Regions from separate parts of the Mus musculus genome. Here region 1 is linked to region 2. The links are chromatin loops, found by intact Hi-C in ENCODE. Cell type or tissue: gastrocnemius. All regions are shown on one strand. Links, peaks and the distances in the headings refer to the core of each region. The heading gives the core; the rest is flanking DNA. Region 1 has its middle 200 kb from the start of Sh3gl2. Region 2 has its middle 310 kb from the start of Sh3gl2.

Evidence for each region. Hi-C counts contacts between places; a loop is a spot of excess contacts. Peaks named below come from ENCODE experiments on the same cell type or tissue, not always from the same donor. Only the 100,000 strongest peaks of a DNase experiment are listed, where the experiment ranks them.
Region 1: a loop joins it to region 2, with 6 times the contacts of the local background. A loop is called at or near these places in 3 of 42 quality-filtered maps.

Annotation. Positions count from the first base shown.
Region 1 is chr4:85,403,218-85,406,130 of GRCm38, forward strand. No RefSeq gene overlaps it. Among named protein-coding and RNA genes, the nearest start is that of Sh3gl2, 200 kb to the left of the region's middle. In gastrocnemius, for the core only: a CTCF peak has its summit at 1,731; DNase peaks (open chromatin) are centred at 1,743 and 2,273.
Region 2 is chr4:85,513,102-85,516,014 of GRCm38, forward strand. It overlaps a transcript of Adamtsl1 not described here. Among named protein-coding and RNA genes, the nearest start is that of Sh3gl2, 310 kb to the left of the region's middle. In gastrocnemius, for the core only: a CTCF peak has its summit at 1,490 (motif pointing left); DNase peaks (open chromatin) are centred at 385, 680, 911 and 1,325; H3K4me3 peaks cover 1,634 bases; H3K27ac peaks cover 847 bases.

The DNA of each region.
Region 1 (2,913 bases), core at 225-2,724, 110 kb before region 2:
AAATTTACTGCTAAATGACTGACACCAAATCCCCCACCTTGGGCAGAAAGGTGCAGATGCTGAGTTCCTGAGAGCAGCTCATGTGTCTAAGGAGGATGAGGTGGTGGACTGAAAATGCACTAACTCATTACGTGCTCCAAAGCTCGCTCCACTTCCTCATTCAGAGGGCTAGCACAGGTTAATCAGGGATGTTGTGAAGGGAGGCGTGTTGTGTCAATAGGTCTGGGTTAGGAAATAGTGTAGTCATTCTTTAATCAGTATTTGCCCACCTAGTATGTGCCTGACATTATTCTAGGTGCTGAGATTAACAGTTAAGCAGAGAACATCCAGTCGTTTTCATGGGAACACACACACACACACACACACACACACACACACACACATATATATATATATATATATATATATATATATATGTATGTATGTATGTATATATATATACGTATATGTATATATGTATGTATATATATATATATATATATATATATATATATATATTTCCAGGTTCTGAGATATTCGAAACAGTAGATATATAACCACATAATATCAGAGATAAAATCTTATGGAAAAAACAAAATAAGGCATGGTAAATTTTACTGTTTGGGGTATATACTATATCCCATAAAGGGTAAATCAGTCTAGACTTGCAGATTCAAAGAGATACTGACCTGGGCGAGTGCAGGCATATTCACAGGACTTGAAGAAAGCAACAGAAGCCAAAACAGGCAGTAAGGGAGGGGCTGCCAGGTCGGTCAAGCAATGGGAATTTTGCCTCAGAGTGAAGGAAGTTGAGGAACAAAGGGAGTGGCTACATCTGATTTGCTTTTCCAAAAACTAACTTGAGGGGTAGGGTAGCGGGGTCAGCCCAGGCTGACAGAAGACTATTTCTGATACCCCATGAGTGGTACCTTTGATGGAGTCACAGTGGCAGCTGGAGGTGGCACACAGGCTGTTGTTGGGAATTATAAAGGGCAAGTGAGGAGATTTTTTTTTAAAAGAATGGCTATTCTAAGGACATAAGAGAAAGAGAGTTGCTAAAGCAAGAGTTCTTTTTCTTTTTTTTTTTTATTTCCCTCCTCTTCCTTTTCTCTTCCTCATACTCTCCATCCTCCTTTCTATCTTTTGTCTTCTGAGACAATCTTATATAGTGAAGACTGGCAGGGAACTCATGGCCTAACTTAGGTGGATGCCTTGAACGTCTCACCCCCCACCCTCAACCCACTCTCCTCCATCTCTTTAGTGCTGGAGTCACAGAGGTGTGCTGCCGCAGTGGTCCAGCCTTTGTATTTGAAGATGTAGTCTCAGCAGAGGCTGAACTGCTCATCAACCTTAACACCCTTTTAGCACCCAGTGCCAACTAGCAGTGGACGACTACACAATGAGGCTCCCTCTGTCAGCCTGTGGTGGACAGCACTGTTCAGTTTGAATCATCTACAAGGCCCTACACAAACACCAGGGGTAAGGACCTGCTGGCCTCACCCCAGACTGTTTCAAATGGAATGACAATTTTCTTATCTTAGCAGAGACAAGTCGCTTTAAAAACAAAAACAAACAAAGAGCAAAAACCCAGTTTAACCTAAAAACAACAACAACAGCAACAACAAAACACTTTTTTGTTCCTCTGAAAAAGGCAACAAAACTCCAGGGTGGCGTTTGTCACTTTCAGACAAGTTATCAACACCCAGTCCCTGATCATGCCTTTGGGAATGCTGTCCCATACTTGTAATTCCTAAAGTGACCACTACGCGGCGCCCACACATCTGAATCTGAGGTGAGGTTTTCTCAGCCTCAGCCCTGACAAAAATAAAAGCTCAAGACAGCACCCAGTGGCTTCTTCCAGTCTACGGACATGAGCCTCTTTTAAGAATTATACCCAACAGCTTGGGGAGGATATTTGCAGAGGGATTCATCATGAAAAAGCCCATGTCTCTACCTTCTACCCAGTCACTTCTCAGCGTTTCCATGCTTCGGACCCCTCCTCTTTCTGATTCTTCACTTCTAAAATTTCCTCCCCATCTCAGGCCCGCCCTTCCACAGTCCTTTCCTTCCACCATTCCTCAGTGAACTTCTAAATCGTGTGTGTGTGTGTGTGTGTGTGTGTGTGTGTGTGTGTGTGTGTGTGTGTGTGGTTCATTCTCCCCTCTCATCGTTTAGAGGATAAACTGCGAACTTCAGTACCCTTGGGAACTTTGGCAGTGCTTGCTTTTGTATTGGTCCCATCTGTCCCTCAGCCCACTTCCAGCCTGCATTCTAACAGCCTTGGGTGTATGTGGGTTGCTTCAGCATGCATGCAGCTTGCCCTGCTCTGTGTCTGGAGAGTTCTTCCCTTCGCCTCTGGGCGTAGTACGCATGCTTCTAAAAGCTTGCATCCCATCCATCCATGGTACTCCCTTCCCGTGGTACCACAGTGACCTGCTAGTTCATACCTCCTGTGTCCATACATAGGACAGACACTAGAAACCAGGATGTTATTTGTTAGGGGACTATGTGTCAGTGACTCTTATAAGCTTTTTCCATTCATAATGGCATGCATAAACTATATGCAAAAATATTATTCATAAATTGTGCATAAGGGTTAATTCTTACTTCTTCTACCATATAGTTTTGGCAGTGCCAGCACCCAGGTGCTGCCACAGGGAACCTTGCAATGTTCTGTGAGAGTCCCTGTAAGAATTCTGAGAAGATACAATTGATAAGGTTTTGACAAATGCTCCTCTTTTAAAACCATGGGCTGTTCTGCAACTTCCCCCATATTAGTAAATCACCCATTTCCTATCAAGGGCCTATCTGACTTCCTGGCATTAACTGTCGGTTTAACATGTTTTGGATAGCAAACAGAAACATAATTAAATTACAAGTGTGCTATAAAGTTTTACTTACATATGTGCTAAAATAGCTCAGCTATTGTCTTCC
Region 2 (2,913 bases), core at 242-2,741:
CACATACACAACAAAACAAACAAATAGCAAAGCCGCAAGTCTACACACAAAGATTGAGGTTGAGACATCTAGCATTTATTTCCTTAAAGCAATTTGCCCATAGCTTCGCCTCTCATTCCCTGTTGATCTCAGTTCCTGATGGGCTATGACATTTAAGCATAGTGCCCAGTGAATAGGAAGATATCCAGGAATCTGAAGACTGAGTGAATGGTTGGTTGCTAAGGAGTATGGCAGCGTCGTCATAATTTGTTGCTGGGTTCATCCCAGCGAGTCCGCACATGGGAACTTTATAGAAGTGATTTCAGGAGGGCAGGGCTGACTCCCCTTATCATAGAGTTTACTGAAGTGGGGCCAGTTCCCCGCCTCTTCCAGCTTTGCTGCCAAAGTTGGAGAGGGGTGGAGTGGCCTGGAAGACTGTTGGGAGGGTGGGGACTTGCTTTCTTATAAAGATGCTTTGGGCAAGCTACTCCAGGGCTCCAGGCTTTCAGGGAGAAAAGAGCTGGGGCTGAGTGGCAAAAGATTGCAACAGAGCGCAAAGCTATTTTGTTTCAGAATAAGCTTGAAGTGGAATAAAAACGTGGACCAGAGAAAGGGAGATGAAAAACTACCAACCAAGCTAACCTAATTGATCCCACCTCTTGGGTCCCCTGCTGTGCGTGGCACTAGCTCCAGCTCCAGCTCCAGTTCCTCGGAACCCAACTGTTGTGGGTCCCAGGTTACTTCTTTACCAGACTCACACAGCAAAGCAAACCAGTTTCATGATAGAATCACCGTGAGTGATCTGAGGACAACTGTCCACCTACAGACATTGCATTGTCCCAGTCTGTGAGATCACACGTTTCTTAATGGTCCCCTGTCCCGGGAGACTCTGGCGCAGCCCAAAAGGCAGCTGGGGTCCCCAGAGCACCAGCCAAAAGAATGAGCTTGCTAGGGTCCGGCTCTGGGCACCGAAGGACCTTTCCCTCTCAGGATGGCCAGGGTGGCATTCCAAACTGGAGCAAAGCGAACAGCTGTGACCTTCCTTTAAAAATGAAGAAAGAGGCAGAAAGCAGCCCTGCTCGTTTTTTTATCCCCACCCCCACCCCCGGACACATCGTGCTGCCTGGACGGCGCTTGGCTGACCCTAGAGGGAGGAGCAGGAGGGTGCTGGGGCGGGGTCGCCCAGCCACCGGGCGGGGACTGCCCCACTCACGCGGAACGCCCCCAGCCAGGCGCACGCGCTCCCATTCAAAGCAGCAGGGCTGCAAGGCCGCTGCAGTGACGCGCCCACCCGGCCCTGTGCTGCGCCTGCCAGCCTGGGGTCCGCAGTTATCGCTCCACAACTCCTCCAGGACCATGGCAAGGCTGGTGACGCGTAACCGCCCCGGGTTCCTGGCTCGCCTCATCGGTGGCATCTGGTGCCTCCTCTGTGTCGCAGGACAGGTAGGACAGCCGGCGCATCTCCTATCCTCCTGGGCTCCCCACCCCACTCCCTACCCCTTCTGGTCACTTAGGGGAAGCACACTTTTTCGTGAAGCTCTGTCCCGAAGTCGAGCCTTCTCGGGAGCTTGGGACAGGTGGCGGAGAGTTGAATCTGAAGTGGGTGCTGGCATCTAGCTCCAGGTCTGCGGAGTCAAGCTCTGGGCAGAACTTACCAGGACCCTGTCCGGGCTTCTCCCCTGCGCCCAGGACTCCCTTTCATTTGAGCAAAGTCAGGGGAGAAGGCAGAGGCTGAGCCCGGGAGCTGTCATTTCGTATTGCCTGCAATCCGCACCCCTTCTGAACTCAACCCTTCGCTGAGTCTAGCTTTCTCGCTTTCCTGGGAAAGGCTTATTGGCACACTCGTCCTGGTTTCAAATTTTCCAACGCCCTGTGAACAACTGACACTGTCACCCAGCGCCCCTTTGTGTCCAGGGAGGGCTGTGATAAGATGTGAGAACTGCACAACAGGTGGGCTTCCCAGAAGCCTGCGCAGGTGGGTAGGTTGGGGGGGGGGAGTGGCCAGTGAGTTTGCCTGAGGATGAGTTCTGGCCACCCCTATTCTGAATCCCACCTAGAAGGGCCGTGAGAGTATCAAAGCCACAAGGGAGGGTCCTGTTAATGTGTGAGGCACCTTTGCCTGGCTTTTAAGAAACATGTAACTTCTAATTATCACCCACGACTTGGGCAGTTTGTTCATGATTTAGCCTATATAGATGCGATTTTTCCAGGGTTATTTTGGTAATTTTGGGAAAATGGAATTATCGCCAGATAGCCTCCTTTCCTCTGCGTTGCTTATGGAGACTTGTCCAAATTGGGGGATTTTCTTCCTCTGTTTTTGCTTAGATTTTGAAATTCGTTTGCATATCTCTGTGTTAGTAGTGGTTATTTTCTCGGCAGCGGTACCCTTTTGGAGACAGAGAGAATTGGGCATGAATGTTCCTGAGAGTCCTAGAGTAGGCTGGGACAGAGGGCCACAGGCTGCGTTGGTCAGTAATGGAACTTTTCAGACATCCACCTAGATTGGGGTGGATCATACTAGAAACAATGGTGTTAGTTACAAGCATGTTTTGTTCCTGCCAGTCTTGGTCTATGGCAGATTTTTCAGCCGTGGTAGAAAGACCTATCTATGGAAGTTCTTGTGGTCACGGACAAATCGCTCCCAGGTGACTGAACTTTGTTGCTAGAATAAAACCTGTGCCCCAAAACGCTCTGGCCTGGGGTATAAAACTTGGTATAGAACCACGACTCCCAATCAGTTCTTAAGAACATGAGGGGGGCTTAAGTATAAGTATGGGAGCCTCGACATGACACTTCCTCCAGCACCGAGTCTAACGGGCCATTGATTGAGGCTATTACCTTTTCATTTCGTCTTGGGTGCTATGAGGATCTTAGCCTGCTTTCTACATAGTTCCACCAAGCAGCAACAGTACCAGACAGGTCCTTCAGGCACAT